Linked DNA regions of Homo sapiens: region 2 is linked to region 1. The links are chromatin contacts, found by Hi-C or POLR2A ChIA-PET in ENCODE. All regions are on one chromosome and are shown on one strand. Each heading gives the region's core, a stretch centred on a gene start or an enhancer-like site at or near the end of the contact. The rest is flanking DNA. Distances are from core to core; before and after follow the strand shown. Region 1 has its middle 5.4 kb from the start of LINC01348. Region 2 overlaps LOC124904555 (a long non-coding RNA gene).

The links. Hi-C counts contacts between places; a loop is a spot of excess contacts on that map. ChIA-PET counts read pairs that join two places held with the same protein, here RNA polymerase II (POLR2A). Pooled maps may share reads with other maps.
Region 2: a loop to region 1 is called in a map of prostate gland, with 4 times the contacts of the local background. The contact joins two enhancer-like sites. A Hi-C loop is called at or near these places in 1 of 168 maps with a recorded cell type or tissue (prostate gland) and 8 of 50 pooled maps. POLR2A ChIA-PET finds 5 or more read pairs at or near these places in 2 of 52 experiments (MCF 10A and PC-9).

The regions. Positions count from the first base shown.
Region 1 is chr1:235,072,391-235,078,129 of GRCh38, reverse strand. No RefSeq gene overlaps it. Among named protein-coding and RNA genes, the nearest start is that of LINC01348, 5.4 kb to the right of the region's middle. RefSeq lists an enhancer at 2,610-2,859. Within about 2 kb of position 2,974, at least 34 of the 41 ENCODE cell types and tissues checked have a DNase peak (open chromatin) inside an H3K27ac peak, as active enhancers do.
Region 2 is chr1:234,668,726-234,674,421 of GRCh38, reverse strand. LOC124904555 (a long non-coding RNA gene) reads left to right here. Exons shown (of 2, transcript XR_007066952.1): 2 at 1,432-3,020. Among named protein-coding and RNA genes, the nearest start is that of LINC00184, 42 kb to the right of the region's middle. Within about 2 kb of position 1,703, at least 3 of the 41 ENCODE cell types and tissues checked have a DNase peak (open chromatin) inside an H3K27ac peak, as active enhancers do.

The DNA of each region.
Region 1 (5,739 bases), core at 1,725-4,224:
CATGGTACTGAGTGGCTTCACTTGTGTTTTTTCCTGTTTTGCTGCCAATTTTAGAAGGCCGTAAGTCATAGTTGTTGTTAAACTTTGTCAGTTAAAATGTAACACTAAGAACAAAGTCATCTGAGCTGCTGTAGTCAGATGGCTTTTAGAGAGAATTCATGGTGGAAGGCGCGCTTTCTCGTGCTCCGTGACAGCTGCTAAGTCGCGTGCCGTGGGTCTCGGGCATTTTCTGGTGTGTGTTACACACGGTGCCCACAGGGTAGTCCTGACTCTTCTGGGCCCTGGGCTCAGCATTTATGCCGCAGCTCCAGAGGGCCGCTTACCAGAGGAAAGGAGATGTGATGAGTCAAACTGTCCCCATGTACTCGGTGTGACCCAGGAACCAAGTGTGGTCTCCTTAGGGGTGATGTGTTACAAGTTCCCCACTTCTGTTTCTCCTAGAAATGACTGCATCCACTTTCTCATAAACCTTGACCCAGCAGAATTCAGAAATTAAGAGGCCCAAAGGGAGTGCCTGGCTTGGTTTGAGGCTGGAACAGCACAACTTCCTCACCCGGACTTGGGAGAATGGAAAAGCCAGGAATGGCAAGCAGCCTTTGTGCCTGGAGACCTCTAAGCTGTACTGTTTGGTTTGCTGTGAGACTGGAAGCCTTTCGAGGGCAGGGCTCTGTGTTTTTCCTGAGGAGTTCTAGTGCTAAGACAAGGCCAGGAACACAATGAGCCAACAGGCCTTTACAAATGCTTGTGCCTTAAAACACATGGAAGACAAGACCCCAGCAGGCCTGCTGGGAGCACAGCCTTCAGTTTGGTGAGGTGGTGGGAGGGTCCTTCCTCTTTCCAGCCCTCCTTTTCTGCCTGCTCTTCCATCTGCTCTTCTTCCTCATCTCATTACCCACTCTAGTGAAGCTTGGGGGCTTTGAGGGGAGCAGGGGGAGCCAGGGTGGGAAAAGGGAGGCTTTCTCAGTGACCAGGTCCCCACACTTTGAGGCTGGGTGTAATCTTTGTGGGGTAAAACTAGAATTTGGACCATTGCTCTGAAAACTAGAGCATTGCTTCCATCTGTGATCTGATCAGGGAATTATGGGCAGGGCTGACAGATCTGATGCCAAGCTCTGCCCTTGCTGTTCGAGCTACTTTCAGGATAAAGCACTGCTGTCTCTGTCTTTGATTCTCCATTTGTCGGAAGGGCACTCGTACCCCATCTGCTGCATGTGGGGGGACACTCCCTATGCATACCGTCCAGTGCCTCGATAGGAAGTGGAAAGGCCTATTCACTGCCCAGGTACCAGGCCCTCCAGGCCCCAGTGTTTTGTGAATTTGGAAGGGTTTGTGGCACTGGTTTTGAAGTGGGTCATGTTATGTTTCTGCTGGCATGCTCGGCGTTGCCATGTTTCTCTTTTTGGGCCTTCTTTCTTCCTTTAGAACAAGAGGGTTTTGTTGTCGTTGTTTTTGTTGTCGTTGTTGTTTTAGATGGAGTCTCGATCTGTTGCCCAGGCTGGAGAGCGGTTGCGTGGTCTCGGCTCACTGCAAACTCCGCCTCTCGGGTTCAAGTGATTCTTCTGCCTCAGCCTCCCAAGTAGCTGGGATTACAGGTGCTCGCCACTGTGCATATATATATATATATATGTATATATTTTTAGTAGAGATGGAGTTTTGCCATGTTGGCCAGGCTGGTCTCGAACTCCTGATCTCAAGTAATCCACCTGCCTCGGCCTCCCAAAGTGCTGGGATTACAGGTGTGAGCCACCATGCCTGGCTTTTTTTTTTTAATCTCTTCAATAAATACATATTTCAAAGCTACTGTGCTCACGGCACTGTGCCCAGTCTGCGTACTTTGGTGAGCAAGACAAGCCCCGTCTTCATGGAGTTTTCATTCTAGTGGGGAGTGACAGACATAGGCCAACTCACCCTGCAAATAACTTTCACTTCCAGTGATGACTCCAGCAATGAAGGAATGGTGCAGATTGCTAAGGTGTCCAGCAGGGAAGCCGACTTAGTCTGTGGGAGTGGGTAGAGGGCCCCTGGGATTGCCACCTCACCTCTCGGGGCCTTACCTGTGAAATAGGCTCACCACCATTTGCTTCATAGGGCGACCACGAGTAACGGGTAAAATAATGCACTTTGACTCATGCTGGCTACCCTCATGATTCCTTCCTAATAAAATCTCCAGTGACTAGTCTCTCATATCTACTGTTTCTCTTCTCTTTTGAATAATGTGATTTCACAATTCAACCTTGCCCGGACAAACAGGAAAACCCATTCCAAATTCCAACCTGGCTTTAGAAACATTTTCTTGGAGGGTGGTGGGAAGTGGGATGGGGGTTTGGGAAGGGATGCTCTCCCAGCTCCTTCCTTGCTGTCTCGTTGCCAACTCCAGTTCCCCGGCTTGTGAAGAGTGCGCGTGGGGGGACACGCTCTGATCCTCATACTCCGGGTGCCGCCCACCTGAGACCGCTCTGTCCTCTGGCCACAGCTTCCCAATACTCTGTCTACAGGGAAATATTTTAAAGACTCAGGAAGTGAACTCATTTAAAAAAATGTCCTCCCCCTACTTTTCCAAAACAGTGCAGCCTTCCTGGAAGAAAGCAAACAAAACAAGTGTGACTGTTTAGAAAACGATTGGAAAACCCATTCTGAACAGTATGAGTTTGCATGGCTCTCCTGGGCGGATGTGTCACCCTCGGCTGGGCTTACTCTGGCGTCTGTGTGGAGAGGAGGCAGGGCTGCCCACGCAGTCTTCTCAGAAGAGGCAGCTGATGGCTGAGTGGGGCCTGGGGACCAGTTCCCCTCAAACAACCGCGGGCACCTCACCCTTGCAGACCTCAAACACACAGACAGACACGGATGTGAGTCCACATATGTGTGTGAGGCTGCGTCCAGCTGAAATTAGTACAATGACCTAATCGCCGCCAAGGCGCGGACAACTGCTCTGCGTGTGGTGACTATTTTGGGTTTCTAGGTGTTCGCATGTGATTTGTGGCATTCGCAGTGTTGTTATTAATAACACCGTTGGCTGTGTGGAGGCTGAGGATGAAGCCTTTTCAATTCAGCCATCTGGTCAGAATGCTTCTCCTTTGATGAGGGAAAAAACCTTTGCTGTGTTTCAACTGGAACGCTGCCTCCCAATTAAGGTGACAGCAGATCGCCGAGTCGCCCTGTCTTTGCAGGAAGAGCCAGCCAGGCTCTAAATGCCACTCTGTCCGGGAGGGAGAACGCCTTTCCTATTGATTGTGGTTTGGTATGCAGTTCAGGCACTGGCTCGAAGGGACGCTGGGCCAGGAAAGCCAGCGTGCAGTGTTTACTGGGTTGGCTGCCTTGGCGCTCAGGTTTTCCATTGTCAGGCAGTGACAGTGCTGCTCAGACGCTCTCAGGAGACGTTCCCCTGCTTTCATAACAACGAAGGGCTTTTTTGTTTTCTGACTCATCTTCAGAAGATCTCCCCCACTTCGTTTGAAAGTAAATATAATTAGTAACAGGCAGACATACTGTATATAGCCAGCCCTGCCTATGCAAGAGAGTTATAATTAAACATGCATGCTGTCTGCTGTTCACTGTCTGCTAAAGGCCTTGCTGAAGTCACCTGCAGGGAGAGGGGTTTATCTTGAAGCAGCAGCCTGGGGTGAATGCTGCAGAGAGAGAGAGAGGCCTGTCCCACCTTTGAGTCGAATGTCCAGTCTGAAGCTTAGATTGAGCTGTTGACTAAAGGGGAGGTGTGTCCATCGGCCCTTGGCCTGCCTTCGCCTGGGTTCTTCTCCATTCTCCACCTTGGGCAGCCCTGGGTGACCCTGTGTGGTCAAGGTTGGGGCTGGCCCCTCTTGGAGACAGAGTGATGGTGGCCAAGTATGGTTGTCATAGTAACGAGGTGGCTGCTGCCACTGCTGTCGGCTCAGGAGGCACCTGCCTGCTTGCAGGTTACGATCTGCCCTCCCGAGGCTGGGGAGCCAAGACTACTTGCCTTTGTTCCCAGCTCCCTGCCTGCGATGCTGGCAGCAAAATCTCAGCCCCGCCCGGCAGGGCAGGAGCTCAGGTATGTTATCCCCAGGTGACCCTCGGCCCTTCTTCTTGGCTAAGGGTAGGCTGGGTGTTTGGAGGCCACTGTCCAGGCCCATAGAGAGCTCAGATTCTGCTGAAACCAGTGGCTCAGGCAGCCCCAGGAACACACACACAGCTTGTGGGAAGATTCTGGGACCACGGCACGGCCAATGGCAGGAACACACACACACCTTGTGGGTAGATTCTGGGACCACGGCACGGCCAACGGGCTTTGTGACACAGGCTTGGAGACACAGGAGAAGCTGCTGTGCCTCCTGCTCCTCCGGGGGGTGCGGCGGTGACCGGATGACTAGTTGGCACAGTCCTTCCTTGGCCTGGATCAAATGCAACAGGCGTCATCTGAGCCCCGGGCACCTTTCCCCAAGTTGCTCAAAGTGTTTTCCGAGCAAATAGTTGTTTCATAACACCCGTGAGAAGTAGGTGGGGTGACAAAGCATTCTTTGTCCCTGTCTTGCAGATGGGGGAATTGAAAAGCTTGCCGGTCCTGGTGGTGAGGCCAAGAAAGGGAGAAGGTGCTCTCCTGCCCAGGGCTCTGGGTGTGGAGCACCGGGGCCAACTCGTGCCCCGTCACCAACTCCTGTGGAAATTGGTGCAGCTCCAGCAGAGAAGGAGGCCAAAAGTGGAAGAGGCCCAGGGCTTCTCCCTTAGCACTGGAGGCCTCAGATGCAATGGCAGGAGCTCGGCCGTGGGCCCCACTGTCTGAGGTGTTGAAACTGGCCATTGGCAACTCGAGAGGTGTTGGTGCTCTCCTGCTCAGCTTGCTTGAAGTTACTGGACTCTTGGAGGGGGTCAACAGATGCTTTTTAAGCACCCTGTTCTGGCCCAGGAATTGTTCCATTCCAGTGGTAAATGAGGGGGATGTGGCCCCGCCTTTATGGTGTTCATAGGAGACATAGGAGACAGTCAATACATAAAATTAAGAAGAAATCATTTCAGAGAGTGACATGCTATAAGGACACTAAAAATGCATAATGGGACAGAGATTGGCTAGAGGGGAGGGTAGGAGAGGAGGAACAACTTTTTTATTTTATTTTATTTTATTTTATTTTATTTTATTTTATTTTATTTTATTTTATTTTATTTTATTTTTGAGATGGAGTCTCACTCTGTTGCCCAGGCTGGAGTGCAGTGGCATGATTTCGGCTCACTGCAACCTCTACCTCCCAGGTTCAGCAATTCTCCTGCCTCAGCCTCTTGAGTAGCTGGGATTATAGGCGCCCACCACCATGCCTGGCTAATGTATTTTTAGTAGAGACGGGGTTTCACCATGTTGCTCAGGCAGGTCTTGGACTCCTCACCTCAGGTGATCCACCCCCCTTGGTCTCCCAAAGTGTTAGGATTACAGGTGTGAACCACTGCTCCTGGCTATTTTATTTTTTGAGACAGGGTCTCACTCTGTCTCCTAGGCTGGAGTGCAGTGGTGTGATCATAGCTCACTGCAGCCTCAGACTCCTGGGCTCAAGTGATCCTCCTGGCTCAACTTCCTGAATAGCTGGGACTACAGGTGTGCACCACCATGCCTGGCTAATTTTTAAAAATATTTTTGTAGAGATGGGGTTTTGCTGTGTTGCCCAAGCTGGGAACTCCTGGGCTCAAAGGATCCTCCCACCTGAGCCTCCCAAAGTGCTGGGATTACAGATATGAACCACTGTGCCTGGCTGAGCAAAAATTTTAGATAGGGAATCA
Region 2 (5,696 bases), core at 454-2,953, 400 kb after region 1:
ACTCCTCCAAAGCAGAACTGCTCCTGGCCCCTTCTCCCGGAGCCCCTCATAAATCAGCACCTACAGTCTTGCCTGCAGATCCTCTGGCCTGGGGACCATGCTGGGCTACAGACCAGTTTCAAACAGACACCACACTGGCCTCCCCATGTTAGTGTCCCCCTCAGCTACCTGCATCTTCATCCACCTTCAGACAAAACCCCATGCAAAATGATGCTGCCCGAAGCCACACATGAGTTTGCCCATTAAGTTTAGATCCTAGCTCATGTCCAGATTAGGACGGAGGTGACATTCTTACCTTCTGGCTAGTTACAAAATTCTTCGAAAGGGAAAATGCAAAAACAATCAGATCCTAAGTGAAATTGTGGAGTGGAAAGACCCGTGTAGCATCTTCTTGCCTTGTATTTTGGGGAAGCTCCTTCCTTAGGGCAAGCATTCAGGGACTATCACTGTGCTCTCTCTTTAGTTCTGAAGTATATGCATGTCAATGAATCCACAACATTGGTTTGATATTCCACATAAAAATGATCAGCAAGGAGGAGTCCATTCTCTTCTTCCAGTGATCCATAGAGTGAGATCAGAAATTTATCAGCCAGATGACATAGGATACAAGATTCTTTTGGATAATATGTGTAATGAAAATGCAAACAAATTTATGAAAGAGTTCTGTGAGCTACTTCATAGTCTGATTGACTCATACACTTGACAAGGTGAGGGGGCCCTCTCCAGACAAGGTGGGCCACAAAGAGCTTGGCCTCTGGACTCAAGTCTTGGTCCGCCATCTGCCTTACTATCTGGGTAATCTTGGCCAATTCGCTTCGCTTCTCTGAATCTCTGTTTTCTCACCTCAAAACTGAAAATTCTTGCTGAATTATTGTAAGAATTCGAGAAGATTTAATAGGCGCTCAGTAAATGTCAGCTTTTGGAGCCACTATTTAGTCTGGAAATAGTCTTTGGAGGGGACTCATATGAACCATATGCATAGCACCACCTCCATGTCTGTCTTTGAAACATACCCCACTGTCTCTTTCTCTCACACACACGTGCGCACACACACAGTTAAGGCTATGGGTCCCGACTGCCAGGGTTTGAGTCCTGGTCCTACATCCTTCTCCCTGTGTGACCCTGGCCACCTTACTGAACTTGTGGGTGTCCTTTTCCCTCATCTATTAAATGGGGACTTTTATGGGTGGTATGAAGATCAAATAAGTGAATACATTTAAACCACTAGAACAGTGTCTAGTATATAAAAGAGTGTGCATGGGTCAAGTATTATTATTACTATCCATTCTTCATGATTCTTCTGGGAATTAAAAACCAACAAACCTCTAACTATCAGTGAGAATCCTGAATTCTCATCTTTCCCGCTGACCTTCATTCTGTAACCTCGAATGCATCTCTTTCTTCCATTCACACATCTGCTTTCTCTTCCAGAACAGCTGGTACAAGTGGATCTGCTCGGCACCTATAACCTAATTACCTCTCAGGCTCACACAAGTCTCTGGCCGCTAAGCGAATGATCTCCCAAAGGGATTATTCTCAAGCAGCACAGAAACTGTCCCTATGCCTCAGGTGGCCCCAGAACTCTTTCGTACTAGAGACTTATCTGTTAATAAAGTTAACAAAGGAAAGTGGCCTTCCAAGAATGTTTGTTTGGGCCACTACCTGGAAGAAATAACACTTGACCATGAGAGACTTGGCTGAGCAGTGCTGGGTCAGCTTAACCAAAGAAGACCAGCCATCACCCACGGCAAGAGCAGCTCTGACTTGGACCCACTGTTCCCCCAGCCTGTTAGCAGCCTGTGAACAATCTTTAAGTGACCCCTGGCCCTGTCACATCTCCATTCAACAGGGTTCTTGGGGAGGATGTGTGGACCGAGAACAGTGCCCACCCACACCACCTGTAAGTGTGGCCACGGCAGCCAGCCAGCATGGATGCTAAGTAACAAGTGGTATTGGGGCACAGATGTGGCGGGAGCGCTTTGGGGCAAAGAAAGAGGTGCTGTGAGTGAGGACAGAAAGGAAGGGGAAAAAAAAGCCTCATGGGTTAGAGCGCCTCTCACCTTTGGCTCTTCTTCAGAAGACTGGTAAAAGAAAACAAGAAGAGAAATTGGTTTCCCTGACTTCTCTAAAGCAAGCGTTCTTCAGAAAAGAGAATCGATCAGCCTGGTTAAAGTGGATAAACTATGTGATGTCCATCCAGAGAGGTGTCTATTAATGGCTGTAAAATGGAAAGATGAATCAATGGGACCGATTAATATTTATGAAGAGTTGAACTAGGCAGAGTGAAAAAGCCTTGTATATTGGATAAGAAAGGAAAAGCATTGCACACCATAGGATGCGTTTGTTTGGCTAAGGTTTCTGTTTTGATCACTGGGTAATTGTATAGAGCAGGGGCGTATGGTAGAGAAAGAAAATCTATATCTAGAAGTTATTGACTTTATGTACAAAAGCACTGGTTGGTGCCTATTTTTGAGGACCACTCCATCTTAAAAATAACTTTGGTTTTGTACGGCCTAGTTGTGGTGGAAAAGGAGCTCCAAAGAGTAAGCAAGTTTCCTACAAAAAGAATCCAAGCTGTTGAAACTACAATTAAGAAATGCAAAGAGTTACTAATTTTACTACTTAGAGGAAAGGAAATTCACAAGCAGGAAAGAAACTGTGGATCAGGGCAAGTTGTAACTCTAGAGGTTCAGAGATAGGAGCTCTAATTACACCAGGGCAAGGGAGTACTGTTTGGGGAAATTTCTGAAACATGAAATAGGAAAGCTGAGGGTCAAAATGATATTGTGATGTGAATAAATAGAGAAGACATGTTTGCATGGAGCTCAGCTGGGTAATCATGGAAAGAAGGAGGGGCGAAGGAGGAAACTGAAAATCGAAATAAAGAACAGAAGCACAGACCATGAAATATGCCAAATATAGTGTGCAAATACTCAGAAGGCATGGAAAGATAAGTTAGAAGCCAAAACTCAGTTATCACTATCGTGTGAAGGAACAATAAAACTCTTAGCAAAAACAAATGACTTAGCATGAGACCAATACTGCTTTCCTTAGGTAGCTTGGTCCAGAGGGAAAAGGCTGATATCACTCCCTATCAAGGGTTTTTAGACGGTTTAAGTGAGCTCTGCAAGTGGGAGACACGGTGATGATTATTGACAGTTGCTATCTTTCAAGGGGGAGAAGCAAACTGATGTTACACATTAGAATTAGTTAGCACCACCGAACACAGGTTACAAAAATACTGGGAGGAATTCTCTCTCCTGAGCACATTACGCAATATTTGCAAATGTGTGCAGGTAAGTGTTGACTCTCTCATCATGCTGGACCTGGAAATGGTTCTCAGCAAATCATGGCATGATTTCTTTTTCAAAGTTGGGTACACGAATATTATCGTAACCAGCTAAGAGCAGGGAGACGTGGCATGGGAGACTAACAGATAGTGCAGCTTTTAAGAGAAGACGTAGAAATCAATCTAGTAACAAATATTTATTAAGCATTGGAGTGTGCTAGGCACCAAGAGAAAAGAAACCTCCACAGCTGATAAAGCCTTTCAAAATAATGTCCTCAGTTAATTTGCACATTTCCATGAGGTAGGTGTTGTTAGCCATTTCCGTTAATGAGAAAAAAAAAAATGAGATTCAGAAAGGTTAATTAAATTGGAGATCTCCTGATTTTTTAGTTTTATATCCTTCCCGTGTCCTTTCCAGGCTTATATTCTGGTCCTATCACTTCTCAGCTGAGTTACTTCAACAAGTTATTTATTCTCTGTGTTCCCAGCTGTCAAAATGAAAATGCCAGTACCCACCTGGTAAGGAGTGAGAGAACATTTATAAAAATGCTCGGCTGGGTACCTGACACATAGGAGGTCCTCAGTAAATTTGTTTTCTCCCTTTCTTCCTGAAGTACGGTGGCAGAGGGATTCAGCCAGCCAGCCTGGGTAGCACAAGCCATGATGCCCTGCTGAATCTGTGTTCTAGGGTCGGACAGGGGGAGTCCTTTTGCCTAGAGGGATGGTGTGCGAGGCCTAAGAGGACTTGGGCAGAGTCTTGAAGGACGAGCAGGATTTGCTGTGGTGGAGAGGTGGTCACGGGTTGAGCAGATAGGAGAACCAAGGAATCAAGGCAGGGAAAGAGAGGGGATGCATGTGAAGGGCCAGGAGCTGTTAACTAGTTTGCTAAGCAGCAGGCGAGGATTTAGAAGGAGTTGGAGAAGTGTGGAGGGAGCTGAGGCTCTTGTGAGGGGAACTTTTATGCTAAGGGTTCCAACTTGGCCCTGTGAATGAAGGTGAGCTGGGGAAGGTTTGTGAACTTGGAGTCTCACCTGTAAAAGATTAATCTGGTGCCAGTGTACAGAATGGACCGTCAAGGAAGAGGTGGAAAAACAAGGAAAATTTGTATTTTATAGACACACACACACATAGACACAGAGCCCTTTTTATTAGAAAACATATAATCAACTTAACCCCATTTTAAATGGCTTGGACATTAATTTTACTCTTGTAATTGATTATAGAGGTTTAAAACTGTTGTGTTTTTGCCTTTGTGACATATTATGGCTGTATCTAAAATTTATTTGATGTTAAATCAAGAACAAAACTCTTCAATTCTATTGTTGTTCCTAAGGTAAAATATAATCTACTTTGAGTCAATTCACTGTGTCATAAACTTTCCAGGAATGGGAAACTTGATAAAAAGCAGAGACTCACTGCATATGACAATAATTAAATCTATATTCAACAAGTATAAAAGAATGGTTGTAGGGGTGAGCAATTTGGAAGAAAAAAAGCCACTTGACTTAAATATGACAGAAAATCATACTGAGGTCTGACACCCCATGACCTTTTTTGAGATTTGAGGTTATGCCATGTATTTGAGAATAAATAAAATCCATTTAAGTGTCTATATTATTAAATGAATCGTATTTTCAGAAAGCATTAGATAAAGTCTGTTTTAGACCTTGGAATCCATTTTTCTCATGAACACAATATCGTAAATAGATGAGAATTGAGTTCCCAGTCTATAAAACCCTTATTAAATCATCATGTAGCTGAACTATTCTATATTGGCAATCAATAGAGTTGAGTAATCTTTTCATAGTCACAGTGATAAAAAAACAAAAAATATTGAAGAAGTAATTTTTCAAAAAATAGAGGTATAGCACGTTTAATTATGGATTAAGAGGCCGATAAATAATTTTGTGGTGATTCTGAAGAGACTATCTGGGCACTTTCAAAAGCTTTAGAGTTGATAAACTGTTCTTATTATGTCTAATTTAATATTCAAAATTTATGACCATTCATTCATTCATCAAACATAACTTAGATATCTACAATAGGTATTGTGCTAGCCGCTGGAGATTTCAATGTAATGAAACAGTTCCTAACTTAAAGAAAAGCAGCACTTGAAATTTTACTAATGCATTCAGTCATTTACTTAACAGATACTGAATGTTTGCTACCGTGAGTCTATTATTCCTATGCGTATCAACTCCCAGGAAGCATGTGTAGCTCGCTGATGGAATACAGAGAAATATTCCTGAGAGAATACCAAAAATAGTCCGTTTGTGCTACTAAAACAAAATGGCTGAGACCGAGTAGCTAGCTTATAAAGAACAGAAAGCTATTTTCTCACAGTTCTGGAGGCTGGGAAGTCCAAGATAAAAGCACCAACGGGTTTGGTTGTCTGGCAAAGGCTTCT